Regions from separate parts of the Homo sapiens genome. Here region 2 is linked to region 1. A link is an interaction called in ENCODE POLR2A ChIA-PET data of the cell type or tissue named here. Cell type or tissue: B cell. All regions are shown on one strand. Links, peaks and the distances in the headings refer to the core of each region. The heading gives the core; the rest is flanking DNA.

The links. Peaks named below come from ENCODE experiments on the same cell type or tissue, not always from the same donor. Only the 100,000 strongest peaks of a DNase experiment are listed, where the experiment ranks them.
Region 2: POLR2A ChIA-PET joins it to region 1 with 8 read pairs; 2 of 35 experiments call an interaction of 5 or more read pairs at or near these places.

What each region holds. Positions count from the first base shown.
Region 1 is chr13:50,777,999-50,788,792 of GRCh38, forward strand. It overlaps a transcript of DLEU7 not described here. Among named protein-coding and RNA genes, the nearest start is that of DLEU7-AS1, 24 kb to the right of the region's middle. In B cell, for the core only: no CTCF peak of the experiment used is centred there; a DNase peak (open chromatin) is centred at 6,113.
Region 2 is chr13:50,720,939-50,731,732 of GRCh38, forward strand. It overlaps a transcript of DLEU7 not described here. Among named protein-coding and RNA genes, the nearest start is that of DLEU7-AS1, 82 kb to the right of the region's middle. RefSeq lists an enhancer at 10,549-10,748. In B cell, for the core only: no CTCF peak of the experiment used is centred there; a DNase peak (open chromatin) is centred at 5,403.

The DNA of each region.
Region 1 (10,794 bases), core at 1,541-9,540:
AGATCAAGTGACAAACCTGGATTAGTCCATTTTCACACTGCTACAAGGAACTACCTGAGACTGGGTAGTTTATGAAGAAAAGAGGTTTAATTGATTCATAGTTCTGCAGCCTTAACAGGAAGCATGACTTGGGGGTCTCAGGAAACTTATACAATCATAGCAGAAAGTGAAGGGGAAGCAAGGTATGTCTTCTCGTGGTAGCAGGGGAGAGAGAGAGCAAAGGGGGAACTGGCACACAGTTTTAACCATCATATCTGGTGAGAACTCATTCACTATCACAAAAACAGCACAGGGCAAACCACCCTCATGATCTAGTTACCTCCTACCAGGTCCCTTCCCTGACATGTGGGGATTACGATTTGACGTGAGATTTTGGTAGGGACACAGCCAAACCAGATTAAAACCCAGACTCTCAATCTCCATCTCTGACTTCCTCCATCTGCTGCTTCCTCCTTCTTCTTTCCATCCCATAGCTATGAGAAATCAGGTGGGTGCTCTTCTATTCATCTCATGAACTACTGGACATGTTTACATTTGGGGAACTTAAAAATAAAAATGAACCAGATAGCTGTTGGCTGTTGTCTTTTTGTGAAGAATAATTTTAGGGATCAAAAGACAAAAAGAAAAACATTCTTTGTATCAGAGAATAGCATTATGATCTCCACACATAGTGCCAGCTCTTTTAACTTTGAAGGTCAAATTTCCTAGTTTTCCAAATGTCCACTGATTCCCTTTAAACAAAACCCTGTCTGGGCAAAATAAAACATGTCCATGAACTCAATTTAGATAAAGCTGATTTGGCCTATGAGCCGTGAATTTAAATAAAGAAATCTTAAATAATGGAAAAAATTGCTTTTGATTTATGTGTTTAATAAGTTAGCTATGTTAAGCTTCAAAATGTAGCACTTAATTTTCTATCTTTTTGCATTGTGGAATGATTCCATGTATAAATCTCTAGCCTCTTGTTAGTCCCAATAGGCGATCAAACTATTGACACATTTGTATTTTCTCACAAAGGCCTACTAGGGTGTGAGATAAAGGACAGGTGCTTAGTCCAGCTAACGTGTTCCTGGGATTGTAGATTTAGAAAGTACCTCAAAGGCTTCTAGTCCAAAGACAGCAAAAAACACAGCACGTTGTACAGCCAGCGTGACAGATATCGCCAAGCACAGGAGCAGAAATTCCCACCCTTAGAGCTTTCATTACCTTGAATTAAGATTCGGAATCTCCCCAAGTCCTATTTTTGAAGAAAAGCATTTCCAAACTTACGTTCCATGAACCAGTAATTTTGTGGGATATTCTTAAGTACTAGATAGCTGCCATAGTGTACCAAAGTTTGAATTGCAATCCGAATTCACTCTATCTAGCTTAATTAGCAAGGGAATTCGTTATTATTATTATTCCTTGGGAGGCCAGACTTGTGTGCTACACAGCCAGGGATAAAACAGTTGGGGCCAAAAACAGGCAGAAAATGAGGCCCAATTGCATTGTGGTACATCTGTAGCAGAGACATCACTACTACTGCTATCACATACGACTGAGCAACCATAGCCTTTGAGAGTGGATGCCAGGCACTCCATCACAGCCACCTCGGGAAAACCAGATACCTGCAGCCCCATGCTTATCAAGAGGTGCAATCCCTTCTGGATGTGCTGACTTCCTCTCCCAGGTCTCACGGATTGGTCCTGTCTAGGTCATATGCCTGCATCCAGCCCCCAGGGGAGTCCTGGGAAATGTAACTTTTTAGAAAACGGAAGCAGGCATATAGACTCTGCCACCTCATCAAATTAGTGTAATTTAAATGGGCGTCTTTATTGAAGGACTTCAGAGCCTTTAAAATGCTAATATGTTCTGATTCGTCAAAGAGAGTTTTTAAAAATTATTTTATCATGACACACTTTTTTTCTAACCTCCCAGAACTGAGAGCTCTACCTAACACATTTGAAGAATGCCCTATTAAGCCGTTAACACATCTTAACAGATGTGTTAACAGCTTAACAGAGATTAATGTGTTATCATCTTAAAAGAGATTGTGAGTTTCTGTGTTAGTAATAGCAAGTTCTTCCCTGCAAAAGCTTAAGGCTGTGGTCAATTGGGAAGAACAGCTGGCAGAGGGGATCAGGGATCAAGGTCTTCAGGTGGTAGGCTTACGAGTACAGCCATGGTGGAGCCCCTGAGCAGTGCTGCAGCCCCCCTCATTCCAGGATAGTATGGTCTAGAAGTTCACCCTAGGAGTAAAAACACCTCTGTCTGAATCATTCCTAGATAGCAGTTTCTGCATGCCACAGATTACTGCTCTGTGCGTTGTAGCAAATTGAGTCCACCAAATGTATTTCACCAAGGACTTTTTGATTTAAAACCTGGATTTATTGGCATTCACGAATGTGAAGGGTCATTTTGTTTTTTACTAACGACTCATTTGTTGAGAGCAAATATCAGTTTGCAGACTTCTGAAAACAGCATTTACTAGTAATTTGCAACACATTATCATGTGGGAATCAGATTACAGCTAAGGAGCCCTCATAAAACCAGCTTTAACAATTACTACGTTTCTGGAGAAATATATGTGCTCTTTGCCTCTGTGAGAATGCAGTCATTTGCCTTATGTGGAATTGGGGTGGAGGGAGAATACCATCCTCAGGCTACATAGTTGCTGAAGTGAAATAAACTCAGTCCAAAAAGTAAAGTCATCATTGGTCCTTTCCCAAAAGGGTTCCCACAGAAACGAGGTACGGCACAGGGCAGAGGGAGGTGGAGAAGGCCTGTGGTCAATCTCACAGAGATGGAATCTGTGAGTGTGCAAATGCAGAAGGGGCAATCAGAGTCTGTGGCCAGGCAGAGAACAGGCTGGGAGTCAGTAAGTGTGATATCTCGCCTTCCTGTCTCCGCTCGTTTCCCCTGTTCTGCCAGATAGGTTTCCATTCCTCCCTCCCAGAGCCAGCACTCAAACACTGGCTTTCTTCAGATGAGTTCCCAATCCATCCATCTGTCCATCTATCCTTGGGTTTGCTCAAGCAATCAATCAAACATGTTCTGATTTTCTGCCTGCATTTTCTTACCCAAATAACTGGAGAATTTCTGCCTGCCTTCCTTAAATGGCTATTTTTCTAAATCAAGTTGGTAAATATCTATAAAGCAGTGGTTCTCAGACTTGTTGGTACTAAAACCTCTATACACTCAGTAATTGTTGAGAATCTCAAAGTGCTTTTGTTCATGAGGGTTGTACCAATCAATATTTACCATATTGGACATAGGCCACTTTAGAAATTAACTAGAAAGTAGAAAGGAATGTTTAAAACACACAAAAATAGCGAAGCACATTTGACCAGCCATCAGAGAAATGCTGTCATCACATGTCACTTCGCCTCTGGAAAACTCCACTGTATACCAGTAAGAGAATGAAAGTGAAAAAGCAAATACCATCTTAGTAACTGTGAAAATAGTTTTGAACTCCTGGACCTCCAGGAAGATCTTGAGCACCGCCAACATCCCTAGACACTTTGAAAACGGCTGCTCTAGAGCATCTGCAAATGGTCTTCCTGCCTCAGTCCCTTGTTCCCCACATCACTGCCTCGTGGATCTTCCTAAAACACACATTTGATGGTGACACTCCCCTACCTGGAGCCCTTTTTATGGCTCCTTATCATCTGTGGCATAAATTATCAATAGCAACCATGATCTAGACCACGCCTGTCTTTGCCGGGAAGACTCCTATCTGTCCTTCGCATCTCAGCTCAGAACACTAGGAAGTTGTGATAATTTTGACAAGATTTTGCCTTAGATGAAATAGAACAAATAAAAAAAAATTCTACTGAATTGTTTTATTTGCAAATATTTGTGAGATTAAAAAATAGATGGCTTTGATTTTAAGATTTTATGTTAGAAGTCAGAAAATCTTGAAATTTGATGCCAAGAGCCCACTACACTTTTAGGCTCTGTAAGCCATGAATATCTTTGAACATTTAGTATGTCCTTCTCCATATGTATTCAAACTGTGGTTTTATTTATATGCATAGTGGCTGCCCTCTAGAATAAAAGCATTTCATCTATCTCTTTCCCCCATACCCCCAAAAAACTTGGCTCAAATGTCATATATTTCAAGAAGCCTTTCTTAACACTCTCTTCCCTCCGTTAGTGGTCTGATCATGACTCCTCACATATCTAGAAAACCACCTCCCTCACAAAGGGTCTGTAAGTCCCTTGAGAATAAAAATCATTTTTCATTAGTCTTTGTAACTAGACTTTAGTACAGTGACTGGCATGGTTCCTGAAACAAAAGCCATTTCCAATAAATGGCTAACGGAAATCAGACATGTGCATATGTTGTGTCTTTGCCATGGTAATCATTTTCCCAGCCTCTGTGCCATCCTCCAATATAGCTCTTTTCTCAGCATCTAAGATTCTGTTGTTGGCAGTGTGATATTCTCAAATAGCCATAACCAAAACTTTAGTCATCTATGAATTCTCCCTCACTCTCAACCTCCTTGTCCAAGAAGCTATTGCGACCTCTTCATTTGATCTCTGCAATTTTATCTCCAACCATTTTATCCTTTCTGCCTTCCCTTGCCATGGCTTTAATTTGCTTCCTCATTATTTCACACTTGACCATTAGCACAGCCTCCTCATCTTCTACAAAATAGCCCTAGTTTCCATATAGTGAGCTTCTTGAAGTCAGAAGATTTATTCCTTACCATATTCCTAGCATATTGCACAGGACTCAAAATTGTCTTTTGAATAAAAATGTGAATTCCCACCCATCATATACACTGTCTACAGAAAAAAAAAAAAAAAACTCTTCAGGATAACTTCTAATCATGTCCTTTACCTATTCAAACATTTTCTGTGTCTTCCATTAATTACTGAATGTAGCAGATGCTGTTGGTGCCTGGGTCCACCTCCCCTCAGCCTGCGTTCACCTACAACATGAGCTCCCAAGACAGTTTCCCACTTCAAAGGCGTGTGTCTCTTTTCTATTCTTCCTAAAAGTTTTCTCCAGCATCAAGGGAGCTTGTTTTACAAAAGGTATAACCCAGAAGTTGGGAAAAGTCAACACTGCTGAGGGCAACCTCAACCAATAGGGGTTGGGAATCACTTGCTGAATTCCTCAGTCTCCTTATCTCCGGTAGATGGATTCTAAAGTGTGTTTCTCCATTTCTCAGGGGGCCCAGCAGGGCTGAGCTCCCATTGCTCACAGCAGCAAATCACTCATTTAACAAATGTTTCATTGGTTTCTCCCTTCCCTATCTCACTTCCCCTACTTCTTCCCTTTTGTGCCCCCAGAGATGGCCTTCCAAATAAACTATCTGAACCAAACAATGACATGAACAAAATCTAAACTTCCTGGCCTATCATTCAAAGTACCCCAATAGCTTGATTCTAATCTATATTTTCAGGTTACGTCATCTTACACATAATCTTACACAGAGTCCACCCTCTGGCCAACTGGAAGCCTTGTTGATCCCCAAACCATCTCACTCCAAGTTATAATTATTCTGTAGTTTCATTCACTTAGAATGACACCACTATGATTAGCTTAGACCAGTGGAGCTTCCCTCCCTAGTATGGGGAGGGACCCAGCCGATACAACCTCTCAGAGGAGGGTGACTGCAGTGAAGTCCTGTGAGCAAAAGAAAGTACAGGCTATAGCTGATGGATTGATGGCCAATAGCGTCTCTGCCACAAACAGGTAGCAGGAATGTAAAACATAAAGAAAATAGGTGCTCACAAATTCAACACAAAGTGCTGGAGACGTACTGGTGAGCTGAGGTGAGTCCTCTGAAATTTACTCCAGCAACAGACACTTTTTTACACACCCATCCCCAGCCATCAGTCCCTGATCCCTGCCATAGGCTCTCCCCATGCTGGCCCATACCACGCCCAAAGGAACACATATAGAGATATGGCCAGGCCCTCTAGGCCTGTGCTGTGACTGCTCTGCCAGAACAAAGATCACAGACTTACCACTCCCTGTTTTTAAGAGGTTGCCAACCCTTGCTCTTGCAAAGCCGTAAGCTCTAGCTTCAGTTCAGCGACCCGCCCCCTGTGTTTTGCCAGGCACATGGATTTCTGTGCAACCTGGATGCAGAGAGTTTCCAAATGTCTAGAGCTGTGAGATGTTAATCAAACGTCCACTTGAAGTGCTTTGGAAGCACTTCTGCTTTTTGGGTTATTGATGTGCTCATGTTGTATTAAGATATATTTCTGGTGCAATCATGAATTCACTTCAAGACATATTAAAGAAGGATTTTTTCCTAGCTGCTTACTTCAGAACATTGGTCCCTACAGACCAGGTATTTTTCACAGCTCCTTAGAGGCCCATAAAAAGTGATGGAAAAATGCAGCTGGGCATCTCATGTGGAAATCAAACCTACTGGAATTCCATCTGCATATCTGCCTTAACTTAGCTTGGTTATTGGTTCTTCTGAATTGTTCACTGCATACCTCTCCCCAACTTGTTTCCATCTCAAGGGAGGAGAAGCAATGGGAATTTTCGATCACATTATTCTCCAAGAAAGATGTTTGTGCCCCCAGATAATGGACATTTCCCTCCACAGAGCATGTCACACTCAGGAGAAGTGTTCAAGTGCATTTTCTATGGGCACAAATGGCAACCTGTCCTGGAGACACTCACAGAGAGATTGCATGGCCGCTGCATTTGAAAGCATGGACTCCCATCCCTGACCTGCCACTTCTCCCTAGCGGTGACCTTAGACAAGCTGCTCGGACCATCTGGGTTCTTTCTCTGATCTGTAGTGGAGTGATCAATCTCCTTCCCTGCATCTGTGTGAACAGTTAAGTGCTTTATAAAAGTAAGCGATTCATATTGGAACCTGTCCTGCAGCTCTGAGTGAACTGTTCTTCCCTAGAGCTGTCAGTTATCAACCTGAAACTAGCTGTCTTCAGATGTGCAAATTAGTTTTTTCTTACTGAAGAGAGTCTGGGGACTTCTTGTTCTTCTCTAGATTTAACATAATTGGGCTTTTACTTGGGCTGCTTATATAAGGAGAAGAGACAACCCCTCAGCTTACGTCATGCCCTATGGAAGTGCCATGACTGTTGGTCCTGTGAAGCCTGAGTTTGCCAATGGATAATCTACTAGATGGCCTGGGTTAATGTTCCTTCCTGCTGACTTAAGCTGAGGAGTAACTTACGCAGGTGTGACATCAAATCATTTGGAGAAAACCCATATTCAATGGGCACCTGGGGTTGGGACAAGTGAGACACAGAGATGGATGCACCCGGAATCAGGAATGAGGCCAGGCATTCACTAGCTTTCAATTATTTCACATCTTAGAGCAATTTTAGATTAAATCAGAAGATGTGACAGTAATCATAGTAATCAGTGTAACACTACAATTTTCTTAAATTTTGTTTTTGAGAGGAGTACCTGGGGAGTACAGAACAGTTTTCACCTAGAATTTTGCTCTATTAGAAGCCAAATATGGTAGTTGATCCTGGAGTTAATATGACCCATTGGAAATTGAAAATTGGAATCTGAAAATTTGAGTGCTGAATAGTCCTTACAGCCTTATCCTCAGCTATAAAAAAAGATCACTTAAGGCAACTTGGCCAACTACTGGGTGATTAAGAGGCTGCAAAGCTAAATGGTAAATTAAGCTTTGTCTTCCTCAATGTTGAACCACCTAACTGGGAAACACTCCTGTGGCATCACTTCCTTCTTCTCTGGGCTGTAGCTGAATTTCCTGACTTGGGAGTTGAAGTTGCCATTCATGACTTGGAGATAAACACTTCAAAACGTCATGGGAAGTACCAGTTTTCTCCAAGAATAGAGCATTTATCACCAACACTTGCCAAATGTTCTCAGGGAACAGAGAGATAGAAATACAGGTGTGGCCATGGATATTCCAGGCCCTTTATTCTATACTCTCATTATCTAAAGGCAGCAACGCCTTTAAAATGACAGAACATACTGGCCGCCAGAATAGAAGGAAACCACTACTCATAATTGCTTGAACAGACTCTAGCATAAAGGACCAGCATTAAGATGAAAATTAGGTGGAGAAACTCCAGGCAGCCATCGTTTTGAAGCAGATCATGGTGGCAGAGATTTGGCAGAAGGAGACTTTCGTGTGACATCATTTTGCTTGTGTGGTTTTACTAATAAGACTTTGATGGGTTCAAGGTTCTAGAAAATACCTAACTCTTGGACTTTACATGGGCCTGAACCCCATCATCAAAGAGCCTGATTTTTACCCATTCTGGTTTCTCTCTCTACCTGTGTGGCAAATACACTTGGTTCACCATATGCCATATTCATAGATAATCACAAGACTCTAAAGAAATGACACAGCAAATTATGTAATTGCCCAGAAGTTTCCTTGCCTGGTTTTTGGTTGTTTTGTTTTGTTTTTTAGTTCCTGAACACATAGATAAGAGCTAATTTGTATACGTGTACTATACAACATTAATACAATTTACCATGTAGGTTAATCCAGAACCTGCCACATAGTAGCAGCTCAGTGCATATTTGTTAAATGAAATAAATACTCGTAGGATTCAGCAGGAAGAGAAATCCAGAACAGTTAAGAATGGAGAAAATTGCTCACTAATACATGGTGGGTAAATACAGGACTTCCCTGGAACCAGACTTCCTGAGTGAGAATCCCAGCTTTACCAACTGAATCTCTCTGTCCTTGGGCAAACCCCATAATTTCTCTGTGCAAATGATAATTTTCAAAATGGAATTTTTAGAAAACATAAAATCCTTTATTTTTTAACTCTTTGTGTGAGTTAAAAATGAATGTTATGACCCTCAAAGGGCATCTGAGGAGTAAGGATATTTACAGAAAATTTAACAGAGAAATATTAGGATAAGATTGCCAGGTTAGATATAATCTGGGTAATGTCCAACATGCCATAAATCACTGAGGTTCTCGGTTTCCCTGATGATAAATTATTTGTAAATCTGCTGGACCAAAGTCTTCAAATTAACAAGTGACTTCCTTAAGCCTTGGAACTTTAATCAAAGTTGAGTGATGAGGTAAATCAAGGACATTATTCAAGAAAATCCTTGAGTGGCCTTTTCTCTCCTATGATATTGAAAGAACATGTCTCTCACCTTTTAGCCTTCGTTTCAAGTTTTGGATAATTTTTCTGGCATCACCTTCCTTATTATGAGGATAAAATGGGTTAACATAACAAAAAGTCCTTAAAACAGTGCCTGGCGTTTACTTAGTAAATGCTGTACTGACTATGAGTTTTCCTGGTGAGGTCAGGCCTGCTTAATAATGCCCAGGAGGGGATTTAAAACACAAAGCTCAGAAATGTTACTGTTAGCATTACTTCTCCAATCAACAGGGACCTCCCACTGTTAAATCAGAAGAGAAATGAATAACATTGTCTGCATTCTCTGTTGTAATTACTAACATTTAAAGTAGCATTTGGGGTTTCATATCCCATGACTCTCAAAGGGAAATGGAACACCAGCATGTGTTGGGGGCAGGGAGATAGCAAAGATGGAGCAAATCAAAGGGCGGCACCCCTCACTGGCCATATCAAATCCCTGCAGAAGTCACCTGAACCACCTCCCACTTGCCATCCTTGCATCTTTGCTGACACCTCTTGCCCCAGGTGTGGAAACAGCTTCCTCACTGAGCTCCCTGCCCCCTGCTGTTCCTACTTTCCATTCATTCTCCACTGGTCACCAGACCTACTGCCTAAAACATGGATCCAATCATGTCATTCCCCTGCCCTCCCCCCCACCTTTAACAATGACCTACTACCTACATAGCAGCACCCAAGACTCCCTGCCATCTATCCCCACAGACCAGTTCCACCCCCATCTCCCCGATGGACTCTGTGGCCTCACTCTCCACTCATGTTGGACCACCCAGCTCAGCGCCTTCCCTCTGCTCATACCCATTGTCCACGTCTCCTCTTCACAAACCCATATTCACTCCTCTCTGACTCACTCTGATGGATCCTCTGCTGTGAAACCTCCCCTAAGCCCAAGCCAGTAGCCTACATTTCCCTCCTTTCCACTCTCACAGCTCTGTTCGTGGCACAGCAGGCGTTTCCCCAGCACCATAGGATTCTCCCACAGTTAGATAATCTGATAGCATCTCTATCTCTCAACTGTGACTCCTGAGGGCAGGGGCTGAGTTCCACCGGACCTCGCATTTCTCAGTCTCTAGCTGTGTGCAGGCTCTGTCCCCAGCCTTGTAAGTATTCTCTTAACCAACTCTCTTGCCTTATTCCAACACTTATCCTGGTTGGAGCCTGGCTAGACACCCAGCAAACCAATCTCCTCACCTCTCAGGGCTCATGGCTGGACCACATTCCTCAGCCTCCTCTTAGAGAGGGGGTGGAAATGTGGGCACCAGTTCTGGGCTGGCCTGTGACATCTCCCAACACATTCCCCCAGACCCTCCTGTGCGTGTGTGTGAAAACACTGACGAATAATACCAAGGCTGTGAAAGAAAAGGTTGAAGTCAAAAGAACAATTCCTGGCACTTAGCAGAAAGAACCTCATTGTCGAGGACACTCTAAATACTGAGCCTCCATCAATGGCTGCCTACATCTCCAACTCCAGGGCTTCAGAAAGAACACAGAGCAACCACTCTGTCCTCTGTGTCCTAGAGTGACAAGCAGAGTGAGACTCTATCACTCTTCAAGGAGCCAAGAAATGAAAATATTACAAGGGAATAAATATTTCCTGAGAGGAAAATAGCATCAAGGGCCCTCGCCTGGGATGTTCAAATGTGGAAGTGATTCATAGGAAAATCCCTCCCACAGAAATGATGAGAGATGCTAGGTTAAGACTTCATCATAACA
Region 2 (10,794 bases), core at 1,554-9,553, 57 kb before region 1:
ATGTCAACTTGATTGGATTGAAGGATGCAAAGTATTGTTCCTGGGTGTGTCTAAGGGTGTTGCCAAAGGAGATTAACATCTGAGTCAGTGGACTGGGAGAGGCTGACCCAGCTGCAATGTGAGTGGGCACAATCTAATCAGCTGCCAGTACGGCCAGACTAAAGCAGGCAGAAGAAGGTGGGAGAAGCCGACTTGCTGAGTCTTACGGCTTTCATCTTTTCTCCCCTCCTGGATGCTTCCTGCCCTCGAACATCAGACTCCAAGTTCTTCAGCTTTTGGACTCTCGCACTTAGACCAGTGGTTTGCCAGGGGCTCTCGGGCCTTCGGCCACAGACTGAAGGATACACTGTCAGCTTCCCTACTTTTGGGGTTTTGGGACTGGGACTGGTTTCCTTCCTCCTCAGCTTGCAGACAGCCTATCATGGGATTTCACCTTGTGATCGTGTGAGTCAATTCTCCTTAATAAACTCCCCTTCACATATACATCTATCTTATTCTGTCCCTCTAGAGAACCCTGACTAATACATCTAGCATTAAAAAAAAATGCAAGTGATAAACTGGGAAATAATATTCATAATATATATGACAGATTAAATGTTTGTTATTTTTTGTTATATTATTTATGTTACTACCAAAATGGCAAAAAAATGAATAAAAATAATACAAAATTATAAACAGAAGAAGAGACAATGGACAAAGGAAATAAAATTTTTGAAAGATGGAGAACAGGTAAAAAGATCAACAGAACTGAAAACTCAAGCATCAAGTAACTGTGAAGGAAATGCCAGTGAGAAGCAAGCCAACCCTTGCAAGGCAGCACTAGAAAGTCTAGGCATGGGAAGTACTAGCTAGTGTGGAAGGCAGTGCATTTCACAACAGGAACAACGTAACATCCAATAAGTATGACCAATACCTTCAAAATCACTAGAAAAGAAATGCAAATTTTAAAGAGATTTATATCAGGCTGCAAAGGCTGAAAATATAATATTCAGCATTTTTTTTTCATTCATTCTTCAAATATATGCCAGAAGCCAGACAACCCTTTTGAAGAGCTTTTCTGCAAAGGCCCATTTACATTTCCTTCACAGAGAAAGGTGAGAGCAAGTAGAGAAGAGCATGGGGTTGTGTGGATTGTGAGAATGGCCCCGTTTCTTCACTCATCTATATAAAGAAGCCCTTTGCCACGTAACTTTGCAGTGTCCTCCCAACATGGCTGGAGTGACCTGCCCCATCCTTGACTCTCAGCTTGCCATGTGACATGCTTTGGTGTAAAGAATAAGGTGGAAGGGATGATGTCCTGGTTTTAAGCCCAGAGGTAGGCCTGGGCTCCTGTGTTTCTGTATCATTATGAGAGCATGGCTGGGTTCACCTGCTTTTCCAGGAGGAGGAACCAGTGGGAACACTAAGATAGCCATAAACTTCTTCTCTATTACACTATACCCTTTTCTAATCTGTATTTTGACTTTGTTAACAAATCCTCAAGTCAATAAATATTCTTCCATAATATATTTTTTGGAGATTCTTGCCACTACACTTCTGGGAAACAAATGAACAAATTACATTTTCTATGTATTATTTTTCTGCTTATTTACATTAAATTAAAAAAATTCACAAAACAAGGAATACGCTATTGCAGAGTGGGTTAGGCAGTGGAATTCCTTTTCTAAAATACAATGTTATCTATTTAAAGCACACTCAGCAAAATGCTTGGCTACCTTCACAGAATTCTCTACCATAACATTAATCTATTACTTTAGCGTTTCAGAACAAGAATTCATCCTCAAGTACTATTGTCCTTCATAAACCATTCCCACAATTTTTTTCATTATTTGAAAAATTAAACTTATTTTGAGATGATTATAGATTTGCATGTAGTTGTAGGAAATACTACAGAGATTCTGTGTACCCTTTATCTAATTTCTCCCAATAGTAGCAGTTTGCAAAACTATAGTACAACCTGGCAACCAGGATATTGACATCACAGCATTCCATTGATCTTATTCAGATCTCTCCAGTTTTACTTGTACTCATTTGCAAAACAACTTTAGAGGCTATGGAATATTCTATTGTATTGATAAATGTATCAGATTTTCTTAAGCAATCCCTTAATGTTGAACATTAGTATGTTTCTAATTTTCAGTGCAATAAAGGTTTCATAAACATTTTAATATAAATTTTATTGCATATATCTGTTTTACAGATTAAATTTCTTCAAGTGGAAATATTAAGTCAAAGAAATTACCTATTTCTAATAATTCTTACTGAAGAAGTGAAACCTAGCAGGAAGAATTGTATTTGGTAACTAGACTTTCAATTGTATTTTATAATTAGCCATCAATTTTATTTGATAATTAATGTATATTCTTCCCAATATACAATAACATCCCCTAGTTTAAAGAAACAACAAACATTATGGACCTCTATATCTATTAGCTACCATCGCATAATATTCTTCGGTAGTTTTAAACAATAATTGTACACACACACACACACACACACACACACACGTATTGGTCATCTCAGGCTTCCATAACTAAATACCATAGGCGGGGTGGCTTAAACAACAGAAATTTGTTTTTCAGGGTTCTGGAGGTTGGAAGTCTGAGACCAGGGTGTGACTGTGGTTGGGTTCTGGTGAGAGCGTCTTTGGTTTGTTGACAGTCACCTTCTTGCTGTGTCCTCATGTGAGGGGAAGTAGAGGGAGAAAAAGCTCTCTGGTGTCTTTTTTTATAAGGGCACTAATCACATCATGAAAGCCCCACCCTCAAAACCTCGTCTAAGCCTATTTATCTCCCAAAGGCCCCATCTCCAAATTCCATCACATTGGAGCTTAGGGCTTCCACCTATGAATCTTTCTGGGGTGCAGTATGGTTCAGTCTATAGCAGAAAAAAATAATAAAAAAAATATATATATGTACACACACACATATATATATATAATTTATATTCATGTATACTTGTATAGTTGAAAGTCTCCAAGATAATGAACAAAATGCTGAATGGTTATTTCTGGGTCATAGAAGGAGAGCAAATTCTAGAACTTTTTTCTTTTTGTTTCTCTGTGTTTTCCAAGTTTTATTCACTGAGCATGTACTACCATTGTGTTTATAAAATATTAAATTTTTAAAAGAAAAAGATGTTTTAAATTATGAGGTACAGATGGTCAATACATTTAATAATAAAAGTTGGAATGGCACATAGCCCATCACTAATTGAAGAAAAAGCTTTAGAATATGCAGTCCTTTAAGCAAACTAACCTAAAACTAATGAAATCCCCTTGTTCGTGATGATAGTTGCTATCACTCTCCTCTTAACTGTCTTTCAAAATAATGATCACAGGCTGAATCTCTTTTCTACCAGTGTTCTATTTATTAACTTATATTATAAAATTACTTTTTTCTTTTGTGAATGCACACCATACTTCTTCATCTTTTATCCCTGGGGCTCCCAGGCAACATCAGAGTGAGATATTTTTGTGAGTCTCAGATATTATTAAAAAGATGCTGTGGGAGGGTTGATGGAAGCACACAATATCACAGCTCCTCTTCCTCTTTTCCTACGGATGAAATCTGGCAGGCAAAAAAAAAGCAACAAAAACAAAAATTAAAGGACTCCCCAAACAAGGTGAAAGTGAATTAGAGGGAAAGTTGGGATAGTGAAAGGGAAGAGAGGCACAGAGAAAGAGTCAATTGCCTTGGAGATGATAGAGGAGATTCTGTCAACCAGGATATGTTGGGTGTTGCTGCAGTAACAAATGCCCTCCAAATCCTATAGCGCATGCCTCACTCACTCAGGCTATCGGCCCATCGCATCAGGGTGAGCTCTGCTCATCAGCATCACTCAGGAGCCCAAACTGCAGGAGCAGCCACCATTTCAAATGTCACTGGTTGCCACACTAAAAGGAAAAAGAGAGTGACTCTGAGGGTCCCATGCCAGCGATTAAATGTTTCGGTCTAAAAGTGACAGACATCATTTCTGCTTGTAACCTACATTGCCTCAAACTATTTATATGTTCCCACAACAAAGGGCAGAAGGCCTTCCTACCGCAGGTGTTCCAGAAGACCTGGAAATACTTTCCAAACAACGCTAATATCAATAGCCCATGGTCCGGGCTGACTGTATGTATGTAAGCCAAAGTTAGTTGACACAATGCCCAGCTCCCCCGTTCACAATGTCCTTGAGTCTCTCCCTGGTGCCAGCAGTGACCTACCTTGCCTCCACTGGCCACAAGTATGAAGTGTCTGCAAAAGAAAGCCCACTGACCCAAAGAGAAGGGAATCCAGGTCCCAATCTTCTCCAGCCAGCCACGTGGTCATGGGCTGTGATTTTGTCAATGGGCTCATTGACAAAATTAGGAAATCCCTGAAATCTCTTTCTGCTCTAACCTGCTTTGATCCTTAGTGATGTGCACTTGTGCACCACTTTGCCAGATTGTAGGAGGATGAGAGGCTGTGCACTGCTTAAGATCTGAGGTTTGGTTTTTCCCTCCTTTAGTCAAGACAGGCTCTGTGTGCATGGAGCTCCTGCCCAGGTCTGCCTCAGGTCTGAGCCCAGACAGCAGCTGCTCCACCCCTAGGGCTTGTGGAATTAGCTATCTATGAGATTACAAAGGAATTAGCTATCTATGAGATTCAGAATGAAAAGTGAGCCCGTGTAGCATAATTTCATGTTTTCATCAAGAGCTAGTAGATTTTAAAAATCAAAGAGAAGGCAGGAAAATCAAGCAGTGGTCAGGAGCGGGGGCATGGGAGGGGAAGGAGACGCCGTGTCCACCTACAGCCATGGTTCAGCTGCTGGGTTAATCTGACTGTTAAACTGAACAGAGTTTGATGAAGTTTTTCTATTTTATTTTATTTTTCTGTACTACATCAACCAGTGGATTTTTTTTTTATTTCACTAAGTCAAACAATTATTTTACCAGTTTAAGAGGTATTCTATGACTATTAACAAATAACTCTAATCATGAAGGTCTTGGTCTAGACTTAATTAGCTTTTGGTGGTTTGGATTGGAAATACCTTATTTTTCTCATTTACTTATCATCTATTTTTGCAGCATCATTTGTATGCAGCTAAGCATTATGTCAGGCCTCAAGGATACAAAGATCAATGCAGTGTGATTCCTGCCTTCAAGGGACCTATCACTGTCTTGGAGAAGTAACGGTGAAAATTATAGTCAACAAACTACATGACTGCTTTCCCTACTTCTGCCCTGTGGCCTTAGGACACTTAGGTAACATGGCCTTGCCAACCTCTGGGTGCTATTAGACTCATGAGATCCCCAGCCAGGCCTCTCCACCTCAGCACTTTGTTGATTTGCCTCCTTTGACCATCCCCAGGGCAACATGCCCATTCCTTTTTCTGTTTTTCTAGCTCCCCCACCCACCCCTCCTCAGCTGACAGTTTACTTCTCCAACTTCAACAGCTTCTACCCAAATCCCCCTGGGAACCAGCCTGCAACAGCCACCTGACTTTCCCGCCTCCTCCTTTCACGGAACACAGGCTTCCATTTAACCAGAAATACATGTTTTTTAACTTAAATTTCCCTCGAAAATACACAAGGGTTTAAATTAAGGGTAAACGTTGCATTTTCAAATCACAAAAGTTTTTGCCAAAATTCACAATGTTTGAAAAAAATAGGTTGAGACACTTTCTGAAAGGTTTTCCCATCTGCAGTGAAATTTGTGGATCGCATGGGAGGTCTTTTCATGTGTGTCATCGTTCTAAGAGCCCACTGGCTATGCCTTTTATTTCTCCAGGCATGGGTGCACCTCGGGGGTGGGCTGAGCACCTATGAGTCTAGGTGGCAGTTTCTAATTAGGGCTGTGACCTTGACCATGCCCCCTACCTTCCTGGGCCTCAGGAAATGAAGATGGAACCAGCTCCACTCATAACTGAGCCTGGAGACTTCATGTTTCTAGACTTACTGAGATTCTTGGATGACACATGCCAATTAATCCAGTTAATCTTTTTCTTATCAGCAAGAGGCAAGAGGAAAGTGGGGGCACGGGGAAGGTGAAATTATTTATATCCTCAATTTTATATGTTTTTCTGGGCAATGTTTTAAGCACTGCACATACCATATATCTGCTAGAGGTGCCCAGCAATGTGAGACAAAACTCATAGCAGGCAATGGAATGAAGAGCCACCTCCTCTGAGCTACAAAATCATTGCTATGCTAAAAACTATAATTCTACGAGGTCTATGACTTTTTTGTCCTTAATATGTGCTAAGTGTTACCCAAAAAAAGAATAAGAAGTTCTGTACGCTCTTGCATACGTGTGTGTGTGTGTGTGTGAGTGTGTGTGAGCAAGGAGGTTTCCGAATGTATGAAGAGGCAGAGATTGAAAAATCGTCTTGTGCTATTCACAAGTATGAGGTCTAGGTATTTTTTTTTCTCTGTTTTTAGTAAGCATGTGTGCATGCATTTAGTGGGTGAGGACTGAAGAATTAACAAAAGCTCCAACCAAATACTAATTTGTTCAGTGAATGTGAAGGTAATCCAGGATGAGGCCTGATTTCATATTTGCATGCAATCACAGTATTTTCTTTGCCACCGAGTTGTTCATCTGGGAGGTGGGGGTCATTGACACCAGCTGGTTTGAGGTGCCACACCTGTGAAGGGCTGCTCCCATCATTCTCACCTGACTCTCATGAGAAGCTACATCCCCCTAAGGCCTGGGCTCCCTGTGATTCCCAAGGAATCACGTTGGGAATACCTCCAGGGTTGCTGTGTCTGTTGGTCTCAGTTCCCTGGGCCAGTCCTCTTCCACTTCCCTGAAGAGATTCCAAGTTATCCTCCTGGCTTTTCTCGGACCCTACACTGATCCCCATTACACCCTCAAGATGTGCAGAGCTGCACACTGCTGTGACTTTGGGTTATTCTGCATGAACACTCGGTGTCAACGCCAGGCAAGCTGGCTCCCCAGCCTCTTCCAGAATGAGACACCTTCTCTCTGCTTCTCCCCTGTGGGTGCTGGATCACTGCAGGTAAGTCACCTTGGGAATCTGGTGAAAATAAAGTTTCTTTCTTAGTAGATCTGGGGTGGTGCCTGAGAGTTTGCATTTCTAACAGCTTGCAGGTGAGAAAGGTGCAGTCCTGACTTTTTGAGAGCAAGACTTTGAAGTGCACCTCAGGCTGCAGATGTTCATACCTGGCAGGGTCACCTTCTTGGCCTCTGGCTCCAGCCCTGGCCACAGGAACACCTCTCAGGAGACAGGAAGAAGCTAGTCCTTAGGTTGTAAAGTAATCACATGAGGTTGGGCTTTGGTCGGGGGTGGGAATGGGTGTCTGCAGCTTTTTCCAATTACAGATAAGAAACTAGTTGTTTTAAAGACAAATAAGAAATATAATAGACTAACATTGCAGTTCCCTAGATATATATAGTCTAAGAAATAGTGGTCCTATGTGATGTTAATAGGAGTTATGTGCAAAAGGAATCTCTATGCTCAAATGAGTTCTAGAATTTAAAATCTAAACACAAGGTTAAACAAAGTTTAATAGGTTTTTACTGCAGAACTTTTCAAAAGCTTTAATAAGTGAACGTACATTATAGATCTCCAAGAAGGACATAAAGTATGCTACACTCCCCAAAAGTGTTTTCCCAGGAAAGCCCTATTTTTTTTTCAGCGAGGTTAATAGGACTAAATCTCCATGGGGAAGGGTCAAGCTCTTTGGGAAAGTGCATCATAGGAACCCACCAAGAGTTGACTTCATCAGCCTTTCTCAGCTCTTCTTTTGCCTGCCCCAAAGATTACAGAACAGGAGTGTTTGTTTTCTCAGATTCATTTGTGATAACTTAGTCATTTTAAGGATGTTCATGTGTCCATTGACTTTTTTTTTCTTTACAAATAGCACACATTTCTCTCAAATGCTAAGCCTGGAATATAAAAATTATGTCATCATGTCACCTGTTCATATGCACATCATACTCACTACTGAAGGGTATTCCTTTACCACTGTCTCCCCTCCTTAATATACAGTTGACCCTTTACAGGGGTGAGGTTTGGGGCAATGACACCCACACCTGCACAGTTGAAAATCTTTGTATAACTTTTTTTTCAGAATTCTATCAGATATATTTATTTATTTATTTGTCTGTTGTTTTTGTTTCAGAGAGACATGTGCAGGTTTGTCACGTAGGTACATTGGTTTCACGGGTTTGGTGTACAAATTATTTAATCACCCATGTATTAAAATAAGCATAGTACTCCATAGGTAGTTTTCAGATCCTCACCCTCCTCCCACCCTCCACCCTCAATTAGGCTAAAGTGTTTGTTATTCCCTCCTTTATGTCTATGTGTACTCAAGTGCTTAGCTCCCACTTATAAGAAAGAACATGCAGTATTTGGTTTTCTGTTCCTTTGTCAGTTCACTTAGGATAGTGACCTCCAGCTCCATGCATGTTGCTGCAAATGACAATATCTTATTCTTTTTCATGGCTGCATAGTATTCCATGATATATATGTACCACATTTTTTTTATTCAGTCTACTATTGATGGGCACCTAGGGTGACCCCATGTCTTTGCTATTGTGAACAGTGCCACAATGATCATTTGTGTGCATGTGTCTTTATGGTAGAAATATTTCTATTCCTTTAGGTATTTACCTAATAATGGGATTGCTGGATCAAATGGTACTTCTGTTTTAAGTTTTTTGAGAAATTACCAAACTGCTTTCCACAGTGGCTGAACTAATTTATAATACAGTGTGTAAGCAGAGTATAAGTGTTCTCTTTTCTCTGCAGCCTTGCCAGCATCTATTATTTTTTGACTTTTTAATAATAACCATTCTGACTGTTGTGAGGTGGTATCTCATTGTGGTTTTGATTTGCATTTCTTTGATGATTAGTGATGTTGAGCATTTTTTCATATGCTTGTTGGCCACGCATACATCTTCTTTTGAAAAGTGTCTGTTCATGTCCTGTGCCCACTTTTTAATGGGGTTGTGTGTGTTCTATAACTTTGGACTCCCTGAAACTTAACTTATCGTCTATTTTTGAGCAGAAGGCTTCCAGATAACATAAACAGTTCAATTAACACATATTTAGTATGTTATATGTGTTATATACCATATTCTTACAATAGAGTAAGCTAGAAAAAAAAAGAATGTTATTAAGAAAATCATAAGCGAAAATATATTTACTATTCATTAAGTGGAAGTGGATCATCATAAAGGTCTTTATGCTTGTTGTCTTCATGTTGAATAGGCTGCGGAGGAGGAGGCAGAGGAGGGGTTGGTCTTGCTGTCTCGGGGTGGCAGAGCTGGAAGAGGTGGAAGGGGAGGCAGCACACTCAGTGTAACTTTTACTGAAAAAAATCTGCAAGTAAGCAGATCTGAGCAACTCAAACCCATGTTGTTCAAGGGTCAACCATGTAAGCAGAATGGTTGTGGTAGAGCAGAGGAAAGGTAAGAGAAAGAGTATTTAAAACAATGAGAGCAATATATTTCCCTCATTGCTTATCACTTGCAATTAGAAAAGCCCAGCAGATTGATTTGGTTAAATATTTTGAGTAAGTTTAAGAATTTTTCTTTCAAATTCAAGAGTTTGTCTGGGCAGATAGTAGAAAAAATATAAGATAAGTGAACTCAGAGAGCAGTGCTTCCTCTAGATTCTGCTGAGGGGTCTCCATCCTGGTGAATATTTCCTTGAACATAGAAGTAAAAATACTTTCCAGGGAATCTCCTGGTTTTTAAATCAGAGTGTGGCATGCAACTGGAATTTCTGTGGTTGTGTTTCAGGCAGGCAGAAAAGGCATTTTACAACTTCAAATCTGTGGGCAATTCACTCAATGGCTGCATCCCAAAATTCTGCATCCCAAGATTACCAAAATTCTGTTGGTTATCTTTGAGAGAATTAGATAAAAAAAGATGGAGCAAATGAAGGTGTGTGTGTTTGTGTGTGGGTGTGAGGTAGGAGAATAAATAGAGTCTGGAGACAGGGAATCCATGGCTGATTCACTGACTTCCTAGAACTTAATCAAAAGGAAAACCCCACCTCTCCACACCCACATAACAAAAGGATCAGAGGCTACTCCTTTTACACTGCATAGCCGATGAAAAATGGAAAGTACCCCTGATTGGTCCCCTCCTGCAACCAATCAGACAGGTCGTGGCCCAAGTCTTCATGTCTAACTTTGTAACTTCACTTCAGCCTCTGATTGGTCACCTCCTGTGACCAGAGTGGTCGTCGGCCAAGTCTTCATTTATGGAGAGTGTAACCAAGTAACCAATGGGAAACCTGTAGTGGGTATTTAAACCCCAGAAAATTCTGTAACCAGTGCTCTTGAGTGGAGTGTACTTTCATTTCAATAAATCTGTGCTTTCATTGCTTCATTCTTTCATTGCTTTGCTTGTGCATTTTGTCCAATTCTTGGTTCAAAATGCCAAAAACCTGGACAACTTGTAGTCAAGGCCCTCCACTGGCAACATGTATATGTGTTTTTGAGGTGGTAGGTAGCTGAGATTGAAGATGAGTGGATTTATGAATTGAATAACAATAAATATCCTACTTAAAAATGTTAAAAGTTGGAAATCATCTCTTATTGTGATAACATATTTCTCCTCCCTGGGAATCTGTTGGACAGATTGGAGCTGGCAGGGTAGGGCCTGTATTGTTGAAGTTGCCATGGCTACTGCAGGAAGTGAGCTTTCTTCTAAAAACCTCACTGGCCCAAGAACAAGCCCAGGCAAGTCTACAATTCAATGACTTAGAAGTATTTTCTTATTCTAAAATGTTGCACTGATAATTGCTAAGAAGTATAAACAAAGGAAAGGGAGGCTGTTTGTCTTTGTC